2 separate regions of the Homo sapiens genome follow, and region 1 is linked to region 2. A link is a loop called in an ENCODE intact Hi-C map of the cell type or tissue named here. Cell type or tissue: heart right ventricle. All regions are shown on one strand. Links, peaks and the distances in the headings refer to the core of each region. The heading gives the core; the rest is flanking DNA.

The links. A loop is a pair of places that touch in the nucleus more often than their neighbours do. Peaks named below come from ENCODE experiments on the same cell type or tissue, not always from the same donor. Only the 100,000 strongest peaks of a DNase experiment are listed, where the experiment ranks them.
Region 1: a loop joins it to region 2, with 2.3 times the contacts of the local background. A loop is called at or near these places in 20 of 110 quality-filtered maps.

Annotation. Positions count from the first base shown.
Region 1 is chr1:15,818,920-15,830,021 of GRCh38, forward strand. It overlaps the pseudogene RPS16P1. Among named protein-coding and RNA genes, the nearest start is that of UQCRHL, 17 kb to the left of the region's middle. In heart right ventricle, for the core only: no CTCF peak of the experiment used is centred there; no DNase peak of the experiment used is centred there.
Region 2 is chr1:15,954,792-15,965,893 of GRCh38, forward strand. All of the region lies in intron 2 of ZBTB17 (zinc finger and BTB domain containing 17), which reads right to left. LOC124903855 (a long non-coding RNA gene) reads left to right here. Exons shown (of 3, transcript XR_007065486.1): 3 at 1-11,102. Among named protein-coding and RNA genes, the nearest start is that of ZBTB17, 16 kb to the right of the region's middle. RefSeq lists enhancers at 6,373-7,246, 10,690-10,859. In heart right ventricle, for the core only: a CTCF peak has its summit at 4,264; no DNase peak of the experiment used is centred there; H3K27ac peaks cover 760 bases.

The sequences.
Region 1 (11,102 bases), core at 1,406-9,405, 140 kb before region 2:
GGCGTGGTGGCGCACACCTGTAATCCCAGCTACTCAGGAGGGTGAGGCAGGAGAATCACTTGAACCCAGGAGGTGGAGGTTGCAGTGAGCCGAGATTGTGTCACTGTGCTCCAGCTTGGGTGACAGAGTGAGACTTTATCTCAAAAAACAAACAAACAAAAAAACAACACAGACAGTTCTGTAATACTATATGGTTTTATAGGGCAAAACTATTTTGTAAAATATTATTATACTCCATCCATGAATTTCAAAGCAGTTGACAGAATCATTAGAGTCTTGGTGTATTCCTCTATGCTTTTAAAAAAATCCATTTAAGAAATAAAAAAGCCGGGCATGGTGGCTCACGCCTGTAATCCCAGCACTTTGGGAGGCCGAGGCATGTGGATCACAAGGTCAGGAGATTGAGACCATCATGGCTAACACGGTGAAACCCCATCTCTACTAAAAATACAAAACATTAGCTGGGCATGGTGGTGGGCGCCTGTAGTCCCAGCTACTCGGGAGGCTGAGGCAGGAGAATGGTGTGAACCCGGGAGGCGGAGCTTGCAGTGAGCCAAGATTGTGCCACTGCACTCCAGCCTGGGCGACAGAGCGAGACTCTGTCTCAAAAACAAAAAAAAGAAAAGAAGTAAAAAAAGCCGGGCGTGGTGGCTCATGCCTGTAATCCCAGCACTTTGGGAGGCCGAGGCGAGCAGATCACGAGGTCAGGAGTTTGAGACCAGCCTGGCCAAGATAGTGAAACCCCATCTCTACTAAAAATACAAAAAATTAGCTGGGCGTGGTGGGGGGCATCTGTAATCCCAGCTACTTGGGAGGCTGAGGCAGAAGAATCGTTTGAATCCGGGAGGTGGAGGTTGCAGTGAGCTGAGATCACGCCACTGCACTCCAGCGCTGGCGACAGTGCGAGACTCTGTCACAAAAAAAAAAAAAAGAAGTAAAAAAACTCAGTGGACTTTATCCTCATATTAACATAAACAGTTTAAATAGTATTTCTCAGATTATAAAGCACGTTTACATCTATTATCTGATTTGATTGAATGTTCAAAACAATCCTGTGGGGTAGATGTGTTATATATACTTAATAGATTTAATAAATTTCTAAAATTAACTCAATGAATATTTGTCGAGCAACTACTGTTTGCCAGGCACTAGTCTAGAAGATGACCATTCAGACAAAAAGAAAACACACCAAGACCCTACAAAAATGTTTATGTAACTTGCCCAAGAACACAGAAGGTGAATCCAATCATTTTGACTGGTGTATTCTATCATTTTTTCTATCTTAATTTGGAAAAATGAAGCATAGATTTTTTTTTTTTTTTTGAGACGGAGTCTCGCTCTGTCGCCAAGGCTGGACTGCAATGGCGTGATCTCGGCTTACTGCGACCTCCACCTCCCAGGTTCAAGCAATTCTCCTTCCTCAGCCTCCTGAGTAGCTGAGACTACAGGCATGCGCCACCACGCCCAGCTAATTTTTGTATTTTTTTTTTTTTTTTGGTAGAGATGGGGTTTCACCATGTTGGCCAGGCTGGTCTTGAACTCCTGACCTCAGGTGATCCACCTGCTTTGGCCTCCCAAAGTGTTGGGATTACAGGCGTGAACCATGGTGCCCAGCCAGCATAGATAATTATCTTGACTCTGTCTCTTGGTAAATTTGTGGCATTTCTGGCATGGACTTGCTCAACCACATTTGCTTGCCAGCATCTGCCCCCATACATTCCATCCTCCAGTCCTCTACTAGCTGAACTATCGAAAGCCAGTTCCTTTGCTTATGCAGCCCTTCCCTCCTACTTCAGGGCTCAGGTCATCCTGTCAATTCTTTCCACTCTCCAACCCACATCCATTCCCTACTCCCAGACTGGGCAACACAGTGAGACCCTGTCTCTACAAAAAATTTTAAAATTAGCCGGGGGTGGTGGCATGCTCTTGTATTCACAGACACCTGGGAGGCTGAGGCAGAGAGGGGAGGATCCCTTGTACCCAGGAGTTAAAAGCTGCAGTGAGCCATGATCACATCACTGCTGGGTGACAGAGCAAGACCCTGTCTCAAAAAAAAAAAAAAAAAAAACTGAAAACATCCAGCATATTTGTACACAGGGTTTCAATGTCCCCAATATAATGGATACTGTACTTACTTGTTTATCTTCTTTTGAAAGGAGAGAGAAATCTTTCTTAAGGCCAGACACAGTGACTCACGCCTATAATTCCAGCACTTTGGGAGGATGAGGTGGGCAGATCACTTGAGGCCAGGAGTTCGAGACCAGCCGGGCCAACATGGCGAAACCCTGTCTCTACTAAAAATACAAAAATTAGCCAGGCATCCTGGCATGTGCCTGTAGTCCCAGCTACTCGGGAGACTGAGGCAGGAGAGTCACTTGAAAGCAGGAGGCACGGGACACGGTGGCTCATGCCTGTAATCCCAGCACTTTGGGAGGCCGAGGCAGGTGGATCATGAGGTCAAGAGATCGAGACCATCCTGGACAACATGGTGAAACCCGTCTCTACTAAAAATACAAAAATTAGCTGGGCGTAGTGGTGTGCACTTGTAGTCCCAGCTACTTAGGAGGCTGAGGCAGGAGAATCGCTTGAACTTGGGAGGCGGAGGTTGCAGTGGACCAAGATCGTGCCACTGCACTCCAGCTTGGTGACAGAGGGAGACTCCATCTCAAAAAAAAAAAAAAGAAAGAAACTAGGAAGCAGAGGTTGAAGTGAGCTGAGATTGTGCCACTGCACTCCAGACTGAGCGACAGAGCGAGACTCCATCTCAAAAAAACCCCAAAACTAACTTTCTTTTTCTTTTTCTTTTTTCTGAGACAGAGTCTCGCTCTGGCGCCCAGGCTGGAGTGCAGTGGTGCGATCTCGGCTCACTGCAAGCTCCGCCTCCCGGGTTCACGCCATTCTCCCTCCTCAGCCTCCCGAGTAGCTGGGACTACAGGGGCCCGCCACCACGCCCAGCTAATTTTTTGTATTTTTAGTAGAGACGGGGTTTCACCATTCACAGAATGGTCTCAATCTCCTGACCTCGTGATCTGCCCACCTCGGCCTCCCAAAGTGCTGGGATTACAGGCGTGAGCCACCGCGCCCGGCCAAAACTTTCTTAAAATTTAATACTCTCCAGGAAGTAGAATTTTCATGACATATACTCTACATGTAACTAATGCATTAATACCATCAGAAATACATCTAAACTAGTTTGTTAAAGAAATGATCTTTTCCGGGCCGGGCGTGGTGGCTCACGCCTGTAATCCCAGCACTTTGGAAGGCCGAGGCGGGTGGATCACGAGGTCAGGAGATCGAGACTATCCTGGGTAACACGGTGAAACCCCGTCTCTACTAAAAATACAAAAAAATTAGCCGGGCCTAGTGGCGGGCGCCTGTAATCCCAGCTACTCCGGAGGCTGAGGCAGGAGAATGGCGTGGACCCGGGAGGCGGAGCTTGCAGTGAGCCGAGATCACACCACTGCACTCTGTGACCTGGGCGACAGAGCGAGACTCCGTCTCAAAAAAAAAAAAAGAAAAGAAATGATTTTTCCTCAGCTGTATTTTAAGTTCCACATCAGTGATTCTTAGGAGGAGTGAGAAAGGTCCCACGAAGTAGGTAATTCAAGGGATATCTCAGAATCCCTCGAAATCCTGATATTCCATTTCAGAAGACAGCTTTCCTCAACCACCCCCAATTTCTCCCTGTCCCCCAGGCTGGAGTGCAGTGGTGTGATCTTAGCTCACTGCAACATCTGCCTCCCAATGCCCCAAAATTGAATCCAATCCCTCAATCACTACCAGTATAAATCAATGTAAATGACAGAAGTATAGTGTGTGCTAGGACAAAGGAAAAACAGGTGAAGACCTTATTCTACATAAGCTGGAGAGCAACATTTCATAAATAATTAGAAAATGTACACTTAACCATATACTACTGCTAGGCTTCATCCAAAGTGACAAATATCAAAAAATAAAAAATTGTGGGCTGGGCGCAGTGGCTCACGCCAGTAATTCCAGCACTTTAGGAGGCCAAGGCGGGCAGATCACCTGAGGTCAGGAGTTCCAGACCAGCCTGGCCAACATGGTGAAACCCCACCTCTACCAAAAATACAAAAATTAGCTGGGTGTGGTGGCACATGCTTATAGTCCAAGCTACTTGGGAGGCTGAGGCAGGAGAATGGCTTGAACCCTAGAGGTTGAGGCTGCAGTGAGCCAAGATCACACCATCACCCTCCGGCCTGGGCGACAGAGTGACAAGACTCCATCTCAAAAAAAAAAAAAAAAAAAAAATTGTTGGCTGGGCACGGTGGCTCACATCTGTAATCCCTACACTTTGGGAGGCTGAGGCAGGGGGATCACCTGAGGTCAGGAGTTCGAGACCAGCCTGACCAACATGGAGAAACCCCATCTCTACTAAAAATACAAAATTAGCCCAGCGTGATGGCGCATGCCTGTAATCCCAGCTATTCAGGAAGCTGAGGCAGGAGAATTGCTTGAATCCTGGAGGTGGAGGTTTCAGTTAGCAGAGATCGTGCCATTGCACTCCTGCCTGGTCAACAAGAGTGAAACTCCATCTCAAAAAAAAAAAAAAAAAAAAAAGCTTCAATAGCTATTAGGCATAAATGTTGCAGGATAAAATATACATGATACTTTATATCTGTATTTAATCACATGTTCCAATAAAGAATGATAAAGTAATACATTGAAAATACAAATTGGCCAAGCACAGTGACTCACGCCTGTAATCCTAGCACTTTGGGAGGCCCAGGTGAGTGGATCATCTGATCTCAGAAGTTGGAGACCAGCCTGGGCAACATGGAGAAGCCCCATCTCTATCAAAAATACAAAATATTAGCCGGGTGTAGTGGCATCACCTGTAGTCCCAGCTACTCAGGAGGCTGAGCCGGATGATTAAAAAAAGAAAATACACATTTTGACTTGTTTTTTTTTTTTTTTTTTTTTTTGAGTGGGAGTTTCACTTTTGTTTTCCAAGCTGGAGTGCAATGGTGTGGTCTCTGTTCATTGCAACCTCTGCCTCCTGGGTTCAAGCAATTCTCCTGCCTTAGCCTCCGGAGCAGCTGGGATTACAGGGGCGTGCCACCATACCCAGGAAATTTTTTGTGTTTTTAGTAGAGATGGGGTTTCACTATGTTGGCCAGGCTGGCCCTGAACTCCTGACCTCAGGTTATCCACCTGCCTTGGCCTCCCAAAGTGCTGGGATTACAGGGGTAAGCCACCGAGCCTGGACTTGACTTTTGATTATATTTATCAGTACATAGAATTCTGAAGGTGAGCTGGGTTGGGTGGCTCATGCCTCTAATTCCAGCACTTTGGAAGCCCGAGGCAGGCAGATCACTGGAGGTCAGAAGCTCGAGACCAGCCTGGCCAACATGGCAAAACCCCTTCTCTACTAAAAAACACAAAAATGAGGCTGGACGCGGTGGCTCACGCCTATAATCCCAGCACTTTGGAGGCTGAGGTGGGCGGATCACGAGGTCAGGAGATAGAGACCATCTTGGCCGACATGGTGAAACCCTGTCTCTACTAAAAATACAAAAATTACTTGGGCGCAGTGGCACGTGCTGGTAATCCCAGCTACTCAGAAGACTGAGGCAGGAGAATCGCTTGAACCTGGGAGGTGGAGGTGGCAGTGGGCCGAGATCACGCCACTGCACTCCAGCCTGGTGACAGAGCTAGACTGTGTCTCAAAAAAAAAAAAAAAAAATTAGCCGCCTGTGGTGGCGCATGCCTGTAATCCCAGCTACTTGGGAGGCTGAGGCAGAAGATTGCTTGAACCTGGGAGGCTGCAGCTATAATAAGCCGAGATTGCACCACTGCACTCCAGCCTGGGTGACAGAGGAAGACTCCGTCTCAAAAAAAAAAAATTTATGAAATTCTGAAGGTGGAGCTTGACCCCAAAGTGATATATCTGTTTTCCTTTTTTTCTTTTTTTTTTGAGACGGAGTCTCACTCTGTCACCCAGGCTGGAGTGCAGTGGCACGATTTCAGCTCACTGCAACCTCCACCTCCTGGGTTCAAGTGATTCTCCTGCCTTAGCCCCACGAGTAGCTGGGATTACAGGCATGAGCTACCACGCCCAGCTAATTTTGTATTTTTAGTAGAGACGGGGTTTCTCCATGTTGGTCAGGCTAGTCTTGAATTCCAGACCTCAGGTGATCTGCCTGCCTCAGCCTCCCAAAGTGCTAGGATTACAGGCATGAGCCACCGCGACCAACCTTAATATTTGTATTTTATTAGAGATGGGGTTTCACCGGGTTGGCCAAGCTGGTCTTGAACTCCTGACCTCAGGCAATCCACCCATCTCGGCCTCCCAAAGTGCTGGGATTACAGGTGTGAGCCACCGTGCCCAACCCACGTTTTCAAATTAAGCACGTAGACAATCTTTTTATTTCACTGTTGTTCACTGGGATGTGGTAGAACTAGAGCAGGGTCCAATATGGGGGAAGAAAGTCTTTTAAAAAGAAAATTATGGCTGGGTGCGGTGGCTCACGCCTGTAATCCCAGCACTTTGGAAGGCCAAGGCAGGTGGGTCATGAGGTCAGGAATTCGAGACCAGCCTGGACAACATGGTGAAACCCCGTCTCTACTAAAAATACAACAATTAAGCGGGTGTGGTGGCACATGCCTGTAATCCCAGCTACTCAGGAGGCTGAGGCAGGGGAACCACTTGAACCTGGGAGGCAGAGGTTGCAGTGAGCAGAGATCAGGCCACTGCACTCCAGCCTGGGTGACAGAGCGTGACTCTGTCTCAAAAAAAAAAAAAAAAAGTAAAGAAAAATACAGCCGGGCACAGTGGCTCACGCCTGTAATCCTAGTACTTTGGGAGACAGAGGCAGCAGGATCTTTTGAGCTGGAGTTCTCCCAGCCAAGAAATAATTTATTATTCATGTTATCATGGAGCAGATATGAGGGTAGAAGGAGACCACATCCTGGGAGTGTAACAATTCCTCCAGAAGCCCTAAGGTTTTGAGTTCCCTCTTGCTGCACTGACCCAGGAACTTCCTAAAACAGAAGGTACTTTCCAACATCACAGTCTCTGGCATCTTCCCCTCTAAGCCTCACTGTCAGACTTTTCCAAAGGTCATACTTACTGTTTTTTTTTTTTTTTTCTTCAATCCATTCCAATCAAGCTTTTGCCTCCTACTCCACCCAGACAGCTTGTGTCAAGGTCACCCATGACTTCCACTTATTCATACAACACTCAATTTTCATGCCTCAGCTTAATCTCTCAGCAGCATTTCATAGTTGACCATTCCCTTCACTTTTTTTTTTTTTTTTTTTTGAGACCGAGTCTTACTCTGTCATCCAGGCTGGAGTGAAGTGGTGCGATCTCGGCTCACTGCAACCTCCGCCTCCCGGGTTCAAGCAATTCTCCTGCTTCAGCCTGTCGAGCCAGCATTCCTGTGCGTCACCATTCCCGGCTAATTTTTGTATTTTTACTAGAGACGGGGTTTCACTATGTTAGTCAGGCTGGTCTCGAACTCTTGACCTCGTGATCTGCCCGCCTCGGCCTCCCAAAGTGCTGGGATTACAGGCGTTAGCCACCGAGCCCTGCCCAAGCCGAGCTAATTTTTTTTTTTTTTTTTTTGAGATGGAGTTTCACTCTTGTTGCACAGGCTGGAGTGCAATGGCACAATCTCAGCTCACCGCAACCTCTGCCTTCCAGGTTCAAGCGATTCTCCTGCCTCAGCCTCCCAAGTAGCTGGGATTACAGGCATGCGCCACCACAACCAGCTAATTTTGTATTTTCAGTAGAGAGGGGTTTCTCCATGTTGGTCAGGCTGGTCTCGAACTCCCAGCCTCAGGTGATCTGCCCGCCTGAGCCTCCAAAAGTGCCGGGATTACAGGCATGAGCCATCACACCTGGCCAATTTTTGTGTTTTTTTAGTAGAGTTAGGGTTTCATCACATTGGCCAGCTGGTCTCGAACTCCTGACCTCAAGTGATATGCCTGCCTCGGCTTCCCACAGTGCTGGGATTACAGGTGTGAGCCACCCTGCCAGGCCACCTGCTCCACTTTCTTGACTTCCTGGACACCACCCTTTCCTGGTTATCCTCCGACCTAACTGGTTGTTCCTTCTCATCCTGCTTTGCAAACCTTCTTCTCAGACCTTTTAACAGTGGAGTGCTTCAGGGCTTCCTTTATCCTATTTCCTTCTATATTTATGTTAGTGATCTCATCCGGTTTGAGGCTTTTAAATGCTAGCTATATATAGGATAACTCTCTCACACACAAATATACATAATATACAAAAAGGGCATATATAAAAATATACATCTCCAGAACTTCCTCCTAAATCAAGACCCATATATCCAATAGCCCACCAGCGTCTCCCTTTGATATCTAATAAACACCTCAAATTGAACATGCCCAAACTGAACTTCTGCTCTTCCCCTGCAGAACTGCTCTATCCAGTCCTCCTTCATTACAACTCTTTTAGTTGCCCAGGTCAAAAAATGTTTTGGCTCATCCTTGCCTCCTCTTTTTATCAATCCCAGGTTCAACCTACCAGAAAGTCTGCTTGGATTTACTGTTAAAATATATCCAGGGCCCGGTGGCTCACACCTGTAATCCCAGCACTTTGGGAGGTCAGGAATTTGAGACCTGCTTGACCAACACGGTGAAACCCCATCTCTACTAAAAAATACAAAAAATTAGCCAGGCGTGGCGGCACATGCCTGTAATCACAGCTACTTGGGAGGCTGAGACAGGAGAATCGCTTGAACCCGGGAGGTGGAGGTTGCAGTGAGCCATGATGTCGCCCACACTGGGCGACAAGAGTGACACGCCATCTCAAAAAAAAAAAAATTAGCCAGGCAGTAGTAGCACACACCTGTTGTCCCAGCTACTCAGGAGGCTGAGGCACCTGGAAGGCGGAGGTTGCAGTGAGCCGAGATTGCACTACTGCACTCCAGTCTCGGCGACAGAGTGAGACCCTGTTTCAAACAAACAAACAAACAAAAAAAACGGCCAGGCGCGGTGGCTCATGCCTGTAATCCCTGTACTTTGGGAGGCTGAGACAGGCAGATCACGTGAGGTCAGGAGTTCGAGACCAGCCTGGCCAATATGGTGAAACCCCGTCTCTACTAAAAATACAAAAATTAGCTAGGCGTGGTGGTAGATGCCTGTAATCCCAGCTACTTGGGAGTCTGGGGCAGAATAGCTTGAACCTGGGAGGCGGAGGTTGCAGTGAGCCGAGATCGCACCACTGCACTCCAGCCTGGGCGACAGAGTGTGACTCCGTCTCAAACAAAAAAACAAAACAAAACAAACAAAAAAACACACTCACTCTAGTCCACGCCCGCAGCCATGCCGACCAAGGGCCCGCTGCAGTCGGTGCAGGTCTTCGGACGCAAGAAGACAGCCACAGCTGTGGCGCACTGCAAACGCGGCAATGGTCTCATCAAGGTGAACGGGTGGCCCCTGGAGATGATTGAGCTGCGCATGCTACAATACAAGCTGCTGGAGCCAGTTCTGCTTCTCGGCAAGGAGCGGTTTGCTGGTGTGGACATCTGTGTCCGTATGAAGGGTGGTGGTCACGTGGCCCAGATTTATGCTATCCATCAGTCCATCTCCAAAGCCCTGGTGGCCTACTACCAGAAATATGTGGATGAGGCTTCCAAGAAGGAGATCAAAGACATCCTCATCCAGTATGACCAGACCCTGCTGGTAGCTGATCCTCGTTGCCGGGAGTCCAAAAAGTTTGGAGGCCCTGGTGCCCATGCTCGCTACCAGAAATCCTACCGATAAGCCCATCATGACTATCAAAATTCACCTGTATAATAAACAGTTTTTGAGGGATTTTAAAGTTAAAAAACAAAACAAAACAAAAAACACAAAAATTAGCCAGGTGTGGTGGCATGTGCCTGTAATCCTAGTTACCCAGGAGGCTGAAGCAGGAGAATCGCTGGAACCCAGGAGGCAGAGGCTGCAGTGAGCCGAGATCATGCCACTGCACTCCAGCCTGGGTGACAGAGCAAGACTCCATCTGAAAAAAAAAAATCTCTCTCTCTCTCTATATGTATCTCCAGGATATATTTTGGTCATTAAAGCCACCCTCCCCTTCACTTGGATTACTGATATGGCCGATTCATTTGGCTCCTGCTTCTACCCTGGGCCTCTTTTTTTTTTTTTTTTTTTTTTGAGACGGACTTTCGCTCTGTTGCCCAGGCTGGAGTGCAATGGCGCAATCTCGGCTCATCGCAAGCTCTGCCTCCAGGGTTCACCCATTCTCCCACCTCAGCCTCCGGAGTAGCTGGGACTACAGGCCCCCTCCACCACGCCCGGCTAATTTTGTTTTTGTATTTTTAGTAGAGACGGGGTTTCACCCTGTTAGCCAGGAGGGTCTCGATCTCCTGACCTCGTGATCCGCCCACCTCGGCCTCTCAAAGTGTTGGTATTACAGGGCCCAGGGCCTCTTATTTTCAATACTTTGGGCAATCCTTCTAAAACCTGTCATATCATTAAAAGCCATAAAAACCTATTACAGTTTACCAGGTTCTACAGATCTGCCCCACACACTCCTCTGACTCTTTGACATTCATCCTATACCCCCGTCTTGACCATTCTATTTTTTTTGAGACAGGGTCTCACTGTCACCCAGGCTGGAGTGCAGTGGCTCAATCAAGGCTCACTGCAGCCTCGACTCACTTCCCAGGCTCAGGCAATTCTCCCACCCAAGTAGTTGGGACCACAGGTGCACGCCACCATGCCTGGATAACTTTTATATTTTTTGTAGAGACGAGGTTTCACCATGTTCCCAGGTGGGAGTGCAGTGGTGCAATCATAGCTCACTGTAACCTCAAACTCCCAGGCACAAGCAATCCTCCTGCCTCAGCATCCCAAGTAGCTGGGACTAAAGGCGCACAACACCACGCCCAGGTAATTGTAACATGCTGTAGAGACCAGTCTCGCTATGTTGCACAGGTTGACCTGGAACTCCTAGCCTCAAGCAATCTTCTCACCTCTGCCTCCCAAAGTGCTGGGATTACAGGCATGAGCCACCACGCCCAGCTATGACCATCCTATTTCAACCACACTGATTTCCTTCCTCTATTTCATATGTGCCAGTCATGCTTGCTCCTCCCTGAAGGTGTTTT
Region 2 (11,102 bases), core at 1,179-9,178:
GTTAGCTGTGATTGTGCCACTGCACTCCAGCCTGGGCAATGGAGCAAGACCCTATCTCAAAAAAACAAATAAAAAACTTCTGGCCAGGTGCGGTGGCTCACGCCTATAATCCCAGCACTTTGGGAGGCCGAGGCTGGCGGATCACTTGAGGTCAGGAGTTTGAGGCCAGCCTGGCCAACATGGCAAAGCCCATTTCTACTAAAAATACAAAAATTAGCTGGGTGTGGTGGTGCGCACCTGTAGTCCCGGCTACTCGGGAGGCTGAGGCAGGAGAATCACTTGAACCCGGGAGGCGGAGGTAACAGTGAGCCAAGATCACACCACTGCACTCCAGCCTGGGCCACAGAGTGAGACTCTGTCTCCAAAAACAAACAAACAAACAAACAAATGAAAACTTCCAAGGAAATGGAAGTTCACACCAGGCCAGGCTTGTGAGCATGAAACCTACCTGCCCAACCCCACCAACCACCCCAGTTTGACAACATATCCCTTTGAGTGCAAGACATGGCAGAGAAGCAAAAATGAACAAAACCAACCCTGCTGGCACTTTCCTCCTCACCCAGCAAACACTCTTCTTGTATTAAGATTGGATTTCTCAAACTTTTAAAATCACTTTCTCCTTTAGATAAACATATAAATCTTGGCTCCTCCCGACAACCTGATTCTGATATTTCCACTGGAGAGTACCCATTCCCAGCATAAGAATCACTGCTATCTCTACACAGTCCCACCAGCCAAGGTTCAGCAGTATTTTCGGAAGTTTGTATTATAAAAAAACAGATTTTTTTAAATCTTAAAAATGTCTAAATATAAAATGCAGTTATGATGCTGACTTTGCTTTTCAAACTATACAACTACCGCTATCTTTCAGATTTAGGCCAAGTGCAATGGCTCACACCTGTAATCCTAGTACTTTGGGAGGCCAAGGCTGGAGGATCACTTTAAAGAGGCCAGAAACTTGAGACCAGCCTGGGCAACATAGTGAGACCCCATGTCTACAAAATAAAAATTAGAATATTAGCTGGGCGTGAGCTATGACTGCACCACTGCACTCCAGCCTAGGTGACAGAGGGAGACCCTATCAACATCCACAACTAAAGTTTAGCCACACTTTTGAGGGGGCAGACACCCCTCTGCCTGATCCCTGATGGACCCCACTGCTCTAGGACTATGCACAAAAGGGAAGGCTGGCAGGCCCTGAAAAAGAGCTGTCCAGGATTCCAGCAGCCCAGGCCAGCTTAGAATCCACTGTGCTAGTACGCATACCAGGGACTTGTAAAGCTCAACACAGGGTAAATTAAGGGGCCTTCCTGCCAAAAAGACAAAATCACGACATCTGGGACTTGGGCAGTACCTGATCATTCCCCAAGGCACACACACCCATCAGCCACAAATACTTCCCAAGTGTCAAGCAATGGCACTGACACCACCTTAAATGACACAGTGTGTCACCTCCTCTCTCCTACCAGTTTAATAAACTCACTGCAAGGTGGGGCTACTTCTTATTTCTTCCTTACAGCTGTTTATAGCACATTACCCAGAACCCTGCTTTCAAGTGGTTACAGATCAAGTAGGGAACAGGCCTGTTGAGAGCAGAGATCCCTGGCTTTTTTGAGAATGACTAACACAATGTCAAAGTATTTCCTAGACCCTTATGAAATGACAGTTGTACTTCTGGTGCTTGTTAACTGATAAAATAATAGAAAAAAGCCACTATGAAAAAGTGAATGTCCATTCCATTAATCACAAAGGCATTTAAGCAACAATTCTATGTACATGGATGAGAAATTTCCCCAATATAGAGAAAATCAGTGGGGTGATACAGCTGCTCATCTACTCATAATTATTGCATTGCCCTTTAGGGGTGCTCAGCCTATAAATTAGGAAACAGATACATAGAGAGAGAGGACTAATGAATTTCACAAATGTCTAATGAGAGTCTACCTTGTGTTTGTCCTAGGTACTATGTTAGAACTTCAAACTGAGTGGGGAAGACAGGTAATAAATGGGTATAATAAACAATGGCAGCTACCAAGTGCTGTGGAGAAACTAAAGCAAGCTGAGCAGATCGAGAGGCAGGGGCTATTTACTATTTAAGAAAGGAGGCGGCCGGGCACAGTGGCTCACGCCTGTAATCCCAGCACTTTGGGACGCTGAGGCGGGTGGATCACGAGGTCAGGAGTTCAAGACCAGCCTGGCCGACATAGTGAAACCCCATCTCTACTAAAAATATAAAAAATTAGCCGGGCATGGTGGTGGGTGCCTGTAATCCCAGCTACTCAAGAGGCTGAGGCAGGAGAATGCTTGAACCTGGGAGGCAGAGGTTGCAGTGAGCCAAGATCGTGCCACTGCACTCCAGCCTGGGTGACAGTGAGAGACTCCATCTCAAAAAAAAAAAAAAAAAGTAAAAATAAAGGAGGCAAGGGGGACCTCAGAGGAGGTGGCATTTAAGCAAAGACCTGAATGAGGTTTAAGAGGGAGCTAGGCCACTGTATGCCCAGGGACCATCACAGACATGAGAAGAGCAGATGCAAAAACCCTGAGGCGGGCATGACTTTGGCACAGGGGCCGGTGTGTGTGGAGAGGAGGAGGTGTGTGGCACAGGGGCCGGTGTGTGTGGAGAGGAGGAGGTGTGTGGCACAGGGGCCGGTGTATCTGGAGAGGAGCAGGTGTGCATGAGAATGACAGCAGCAGGGGCTGAGCTCGCCCAGGGTCTCAGGGACACAGCGGACTTTGGATTTCTTCTAAGTGCACTGGGATGCCTTGGGAGTGACGAAGAGTGACAGAAAAGAGCAGAAGAGTGAGGTTCCTAAAAGGCCCCTCTGACTGCAGTGCAAAGACAGACCGCAAGGAGGCTTAGTAGGGGCCCCAGTTAGGCTACTACAGTAGAGAAGAGACAGCAGTGGCCTCACCAAGGAGGTAGAAAACAGGCGAGAAGAGGTTATATTAGGAATATGTTTTGGCAGAGCCAACACCATTAGCTGATCAAGCAGATGTGCGTTGTGACAGAAGGAAAGGAGTCAAGGATGACACTAAGATCTGTGCCCGGAGACACTGGCCCAGTGGCGGTGCCGCTTCCTGAGAGGAGGAGGAGTGGCAGGAGGAGACTCCGTGGGGGGAATCAGAGTTCTGTTCTGGCCAATTACAGCTGAGATGTCTGCTTGTAGAGACGGTAATTAAAGCCACAAGGTGGAACAAGATATCCATGGAAGCAGGTATTGGATAAACAAGAGAAGAAACCAATGGACTCAGAATCCCAGCTCCAAACTTAACACAGTGACCTCAGGCAAGCATCTCTGAGTTTTAGATTGCTCACCTGTAAAATAGGAAAACCACCATAAATACGAGTGTGCAATGAGACAACTAGCAGATAGGAAGTGTTGCCCAAATATTGGCAAAAGTAGAACTAGATATTACTTCTCTAACACAGCTCTGTGACTGAAACACAGTTAAAACAAAAGGGAAATGATGAACTAATAAAACAAAAACAAACCAGATGATCCCAAGTGACCTCCCTGCACCAGGGGAGCACAGGGCCCCTGTCAAACAGGACAGCAGCTGGCCAAAGCCTTGGGAAGGCGGCTGACGGAAGCTAACAGAGCCACAGCCTGGTCCAATACGACCAAAAAAAAAAAAAAAAAAACACACAGGTGTTGCTTCTCTCTGGCTGCAGCCTTCCACCGTCAGGCCTTTGTTATGGAGCAACTCAGGGCAGAAGGCCTGGGAACTCAATTTCAATATAGAGGGATTCGGGGGTCCAATCTCCATAACTGGTGGGCTGAGGGGATGGTGGAGTGGAGGTTTACTTCAAAGTCCACTGCAAAGTGCCAGGGGCCCTGGGATAAGGCTGGGTCTGAGCCCCAGCCCCTTGACCTTCACTGGGGCAGAAGGACAGTGTGATGAGTGCTGAATGGGGGCTGCCGAAGCGCCAGCCTGGGACGACGTGACCACACCTAAAGACAGACGAAGGCAAGAAAGACCTTTGGGCAGGGGACAGCATAAGCAATGATGGCTGAGGGGCCAGGTGGAGAAGGGGGATCATGCCCCAGCACACAGGAGGGAGGGGACAAAGTGATGGGAAACACAGCTGGAGGGCCAGGCTGGGGCTAGGCACTTGGGCTGGGACCACCACACCAGGCCTCAGTGACAACCTTGGCAGTCAGGAGTCACACTGGGACTTGAAAGGGGGAGATGAAGTCCCACTGGGCTGGACCCTTGGGATAGGAAAAATGGGATGATGTCACCCCCAGGTGGCCCTAGAAGGGTTTAGCTGGTGCCAAGAATCCAACACACACTTACATGATTCTTTCTGGCAGCCTGAACCAGTGGCCTTCCCACTAAATACTATTAAATCCTCTAAAAGTTTTAAGCACCTCTTCTTGGAGTAGCTCAAAGTCTCTTAAAATTTAGTACCTGACCCTTCCCAGTGGAAGGTGGGCCATGCCATTTGTCCAAAACTATGAGCCCAGGCTAAGAATGTACACATTTTACTTATTTTTAAAAGACAACGTCCACATTTCTGTAGGGTATACACAAAACTGGTAAAGAGAAGCCCCTCAGGGGAGCAGGGGAAGTGGGGAAGGAGCTCAACTTTTCACTATATATCCTTTCTGTGCTGTTTCACCACTTGTAAACACTATCTATTAAAAAATTAAAACTGAGAAAGCTAAAGAACAATGGAGAGAAAAAGAGGAGGGAAGGGAAGGAAGAGGGAGGAGAGGGAGGGAGGGAGGGAGGGAGGAAGGGAGGGAGGAGAGGGAGGGAGGAAAGGAGGAAGCAACAGGGAAGAGAAGGAGGAGAGGGAGAGAGTAGACAGAGGGAAGGAGGGAGGAGAGGGAGGAGAGGAAGGGAGGGAGGGAGGTCCCAGCTATCTGGGAGGCTGAGGTGGGAGGATCACTTAAGCCCAGGAGTTTTGAGGCTGCAGCAAGCTATGATCACACCACTGCACTCCAGCATAGGCAACAGAGCAAAACTCTGTCAAAAAATAAAAATAAAAAAGACAGAAAAGAAAGAAAGAAAATAAATGCCTGCAAAGTCAGAGACCTAAGTCCTTTATTTCTATCTATCATAAAATCTTTAAGACATTTTCTACAAGACCTAGTGACTGAAAACTTCTCAAAGGAAAAAATTTCTCATGAGGGAAATGGAAAATTGTGGTAATGTGCACAGAGAATCAATGTATCACTCAGGAAAACAATATGAGCAGAAATTCCTTGAGGGGACGCCCCGAGCACCACAGCTGGTGTCCTCGTGCTCAAACAGAGGAAGCCCCCTGACACTGCGACGACACTGAAGTCCTTCTCCCAGGGACACATGCACACGCAATTCAACACGCAACTGTGGGGGGCTTGCTGCTCCCAGGACCCAGTTAAAACACTCCTACCTCCAAATCCAGCCGAAGCTAGTTAAGTGCCTCAGGCAGGCACTTAACTCTGCACAATCTCTGCAGGCACAATCTCTGCACCTCAATTCCTCTTCTGTAAAATGGAGATGATGACAAAAGTTTCTTCTTCATAAAGCTACTGCTGGCCATCATCATTCTATCATTACATATAAACCCAAGCCAGCAAGGCTGATAAATTATAGAAAACATTTGGCTTGAACTTGTTCTTAATTTTTTAAAAAAGAAAAAAACTATATAGAAAGAAGAGAGCCCAATGCTGTCATCCTTATCCTATCTTCTGAAAACGGATGTAAAAATCTCATCAGTAATCAGGGCACCCATCAAGTTTCAACCTGAAAAAAGACCAGGAAAAGGCCCCCCACACTGCAGTGCTTACTCCACTCGACAGGAATCAGAATCAAAGGCATAAATGCTTAATACTTGATGGTAACCGCCACCTTCTTTCTACAAAGGACACAAGGACTGCAGGAGCAAAGAGGCTCTCACTGAGGAAGAAGAACAATCACAAAGGAAGGGCCGGATGGCCCATGATGCTCTTGAAGATCAAGAATTCAAGCCAAAAGAAAAAAGCAGGTTAAGTAAGAACTGGAAATGGATGTAGCTGGACTTCCATGTGTGCACAGGCTCTTCAAGTGTGACTGACTTTTTCTGGGTTTGTATCCTCATTAGGATTAGGTAACTGCCAAGGTCCCTTGTAGTGTTAAGATGTAATACATGCTCCAGCCTGGGCAACATGGTGAGACCCCATCTCCAGAAAAAAATACAAAAATTAGCCAGGCGTGCTGGTGCATGCCTGTGGTCCCAGCTACTTGGGAGGCAGAGGCGGGAGGATCACTTAAGCCCACAAGGTCAACGCTGCAGTGAGCAGTGATTGCACCACTGCACTCCAGCCTGGGCAACAGAGTGAGACCCCGTCTCAAAAAAAGAAAAAAGATTTAAGAAATGTTGAATAAATGAATGAATGATTTCATTAATGAGGCTGCCATGCATTCGAAGTATAACAGATACAGTGTGACAATTAAAATGAGGCATTTACCTAGCAGTTAGCAGACTTTTTTCCATTTAAAACTTTCCCTACAGTATTATCTTTAAGATTTCCAACTATGAACATTAACTGTATAGGATATAAACACCAACTATGAAATACATATGGCAGAAGCCAACATCAGATTTTATATTTCCTATTCCAAATAGGATTAAGCTAAGATTCTGTAAAACTTCACTGGGAAAAAACTAAACGAGTAAGAATATTTTAGAGTAATATTTTGGGGATCCTGAAGCTGTAAGTTGGGCCTGGATAATCAGTGGTCAAGACTCAATGTCTCAGTTTCCAGTGAGTTTTAAAAACGGATGCGGAAGTGCTGTCCTACAGCAGAGTTTTTAGAAGCAGCCCAGTGAGGATTAGGAGAGGCTCAGGGGCCCAGGGCTCGCCCTTCAACAAACAGCGCTGCTGACCTCCAGCCCCTCAAATCCCTACCACCTGCGGCAGCGATCAATCAGCAAAGCTGCTCCCACCCGCCAGCCGCTTTGAAGTGCAAACTTCTGAGAGAAACCTGGAGACCACCCCCAAGTGTGACCTGGCTCCTGGTCCTAGTAAGACCAGGGAGGTGGGGGGAATGGGATGGAGACGGAGGCACAGCTAGTGACGACATGGGGTGACGACATGGGGTGGGGGTCCCAGTGGAGAAGTATATTTTACGATGTTAATATATATGCTTTATCAGTAAACCGGGAGAGGTGGCGCGTGCCTGTAATCTCAGCACTTTGGGAGACTGAGGCAGGAGGATTGCCTAAGTTCAGGAGTTGGAGACCAGCCTGGGCAACATGGTGAGATCCCGTCTCTACAAAAAATCCAAAATAATTTAGCCGGGTGTGGTGGCAGGTGTCTATGGTCCCAGCCACTCGGGAGGCTGAGGTGGAAGGATCACTTGAGCCTGGGAGGTTGAGGCTGCAGTGAGCTGAGATTGTGGCACTGCTGCTCCAGCTCGGGTGACAGTGCGAGACCTTATCTTGAATAAAATAAAAAATAAAATAAAATGAAATAAAAATTGTGATTCCTGATAAGGGACTGTGGGTGGAACTGTGCCCTGTGCAGAGAGGAAACTCAGCCTTGCTACTAACAGCTCCATCTGCTGAGACTCCAGAGGAGGTTACTGGCAAGAGAAACTCACGGGCTGGTTGCTTCCCTTGCAAATAGACCATAACCCACAGCAGCCATGAAGGGAGTCAGGGCCAGAGCTGCTGTGGTGCCGCACGCACAGTGTTTCATGCCGCCTCACCAGTGCTCACAATGATCCTGGGAGGGGGGACTAATACAGTCACCCCCATTGAGCAGATGAGCAAATCACAGTTTAAGAAGTTGTTGCTGACCTAGGTTGCACAGCCCTGCCCACATTCAAGGCCAAATCCATCACACTCTAAAAACTGTGCCCTTTCCGCTATAGAAAAGGACAAAACTTCTGTGGACAAACAGAATACCGGGTTCAACAGATCCTGAGCCTGTACCAAATGGACAAATTCTCTGTCATCACAGGCACATAACAATCTCTCTTCCTTATACTAATGAGTGCGATAAAACATCGTATAAAACCCAGCAGTGGTTGGCTACGGTGGCACATGACTGTAGTCCCAGCTACTCGAAAGGCTGAAGCAGGAGGATCACTTGAGGCCGGGAGTTCAAGGCTGTAGTGAGCTTTGATTGCACCTATGAGTAACCACTGCACTCCAGCCTGAGCAACAGCGAGACCCTGTTTCTAAAAAAAATAAAAAAATAAAGCAAATCCAAGGCTGGGCACAGTGGCTCACACTTGTAATCCCAACACTGTGGGAGGCCAAGGCAGGCAGATTGCTTGAGCCCCAGAGTTTGAGACTACCCTGGGCAAGATAGTGAGAACCCATCTCTAAAGAATATATAAATTAATTAATTTTAAAAGACTCACACAATCCAGAAGTGAACATTACTAAGCATTAATATATTCACAGTTTGCTGCTGCCAGATGAACTGCAAAATGAAAACTATGAAACAACTCCATTTCTGGCAAAGGTGCCCTGGCCAATTCTCCCACCGCAAACAGCCACAAATGCTGACTAAAAATGATAAGACATCTTTTAAAATGCATTAAAGATTGGGAATGATAGTAAGAGGAGTTAAAAATAAAATAAAATGTATCAAAGAACTGATAGGTCAGTAAGTAATACTGAGAGGTCAAAACACATCTAAACAAGGGTTGAAATCCAGAGAGCAAGTGGAGCTTTGAAACCAGGTTTCAAGAAAAGACATTTGCAGAACTGGGCAAGCTTGAGCCCCACCCTCCACCCCATCCCCAGAGGGAGGTCTCACTGAACCTTGGTGGAAAGAAGACAATACAGAAACTGCCTATATCAAATCTTGGTGCTGAACAGAGGAGGGAAAAATCTTCCCTGAGAATGTATAATGATTAGCAGTCCCCCAAAAGGACTACAGCCCAAATTTACACCTTATGAAACACATATTTCAGGCAGATGAAAGTGATCCCAGAAAGAAAAGTATTAAATGCAAGAAGGAAGGAAGAACAATGAAAGTAGTATATATATAAGTGAGCAAACCTAAACAAATGCTGAACTAATGATGCTCATAAAAGTTGTAAAAGGACTGGCACAGTGGCTCACACCTCTAATCCTAGCACTTTGGGAGGCCAAAGCAGGAGGAGTGCTTGAGCCCAGGAGTTCAAGACCAGCCTGTCTTTACCAAAAGAGACCCTGTCTTTACCAAAAAAAAAAAAGTAAAAAGTAAAAATTAGCAGGGTGTGGTGGCGAGTGCCTGTGATCCCAGCTACTCGAGAAGCTGAGGCAGGAGGATTGCATAATCCTAGAAGGTCCAGGCTGCAGTAAGCTGCGATTGTGCCACGGCACTCCAGCCTGGACAACAGCGAGACCCTGTCTCTAGAGAGAAAAAAAAAAAAAGGTTTAAAAAGAACTAAAATGCACACCCACAGAATAAAAGTGGAAGAGAAAGTGATAGCAATTAAAGTGTTCTCAGGTCCTCACTGTTTGAGAGTAAGGTATAAAGACACTGACTAAATTTAGACTTTGATAAGTTATGTAAATTGAAAGCTATACCACATTTATGGATCAGATGACTCAACATCATAAAAATGTCAGCTCTACCCAAATTTATATATTATAAACTCAATGCAAATTCTAATAAAACATACCAACAATTTTTATGGCATTTGACAAATGTAATCTAACATGACAATGGGGCCAGGCAAGATGGCTCACGCCTGTAATCCCAACACGTTGGGAGGCTGAGGTGGGAGGATTGCTTGAGCCCAGGAATTCAAGACTAGCTTGGGCTACATGGTGAAACCCTGTCTCTACAAAAAAGACAAAAATAGCTGAGCGTGGTGGCGTGTGCCTCTAGTCTCAGCTACTTGGGAGGCTGAGGCGGAAGGATAGCTTAAGCCTGGGAGGTCAAGGCTGTAGTGAGCCAAGATCACACCACTGCACTACAGCCTGGGTGACAGAGCGAGACCCTGTCTCAGAAAAAAATAAAATGAAAATGGAAGAGCAATGGGCCAAGGATTTACTAGACACCAGTTCACCAGTTTTCTAAAATGATGTATTTTACAAGTCAGTGTGGTATTTAAACAGAGAACAGGCCGGGCACGGTGGCTCACGCCTATAATCCCAGCACTTTGGGAGGCCGAGATGGGTGGATCATGAGGTCAGGAGTTCAAGACCAGCCTGGCCAAGATGCTGAAACCCCGTCTACTAAAAATAAAAAAAAATTAGCCAGGCGTGGTGGCACGCATCTGTAATCCCAGCTACTCAGGAGGCTGAGGCAGGAGAATCGCTTGAACCTGGGAGGCGGAGTTTGCAGTGAGCTGAGATCGCGCCACTGCACTCCAGCCGGGGCAACAGAGTGAGACTCCGTATCAAAAAAAAAAAAAAAAGAATTTCTGCTCATCAAAAACAAAAAACAATATCCTACAGTGAAAAGACAAGCCACAAACTGGAAGTAGGTAGTTATAACACATATAACTGACAAAGAATTAGTATCCAAAATAAGAAATAAAAAACAAAAAACTAACAAAATGTCTACAAACCACCCAATAGAAAAATGAGCAAGACAATCTGTTGTTTCCGAGAAGATGAAATCTGAATGATCAGTAAGCAACGAAAAGATGCCCAACTCAGAACCAGGAAAATGCAAATCAAAACCACATGAGATGTCATTGTACGCCCACCAGATTAGTAAAAATGTTGAAGTCTGAAAATACCATTGTTGAGAGGATATGAGGCAAACGGAATTGTTGAAGGGTAAACTGGGGAAACAGTTTTGGCAACAACTTGGCATTATTTGTTAAGTTGAAGACGCACATACCCTGTGACTCCACTCCCAGCTGCAGTCCCTGGAGAGGCTGTGCATACATGTCCCGGGAATGTGAACAGTGGCACTGTTTGTCTCAGCAAAATACTGGAAACAACCCAAATGTCCACCAGTAATAGAAAGGATAAATAAATTCTCATACAATGGAACATTATTCATCTGTGAAAATGAAATACCACTCTATGCAACGTGGATTAATGTCAAGGCACTGAAGAAAACAATATGATTATATTAAGTTCAAAAACCTGCAGAATTAAACGGTACATTGTTTAGCAATACAAACACATGGTAAAACTATAAAGAAAAGCAAGAGTGATAAAAGCAAAA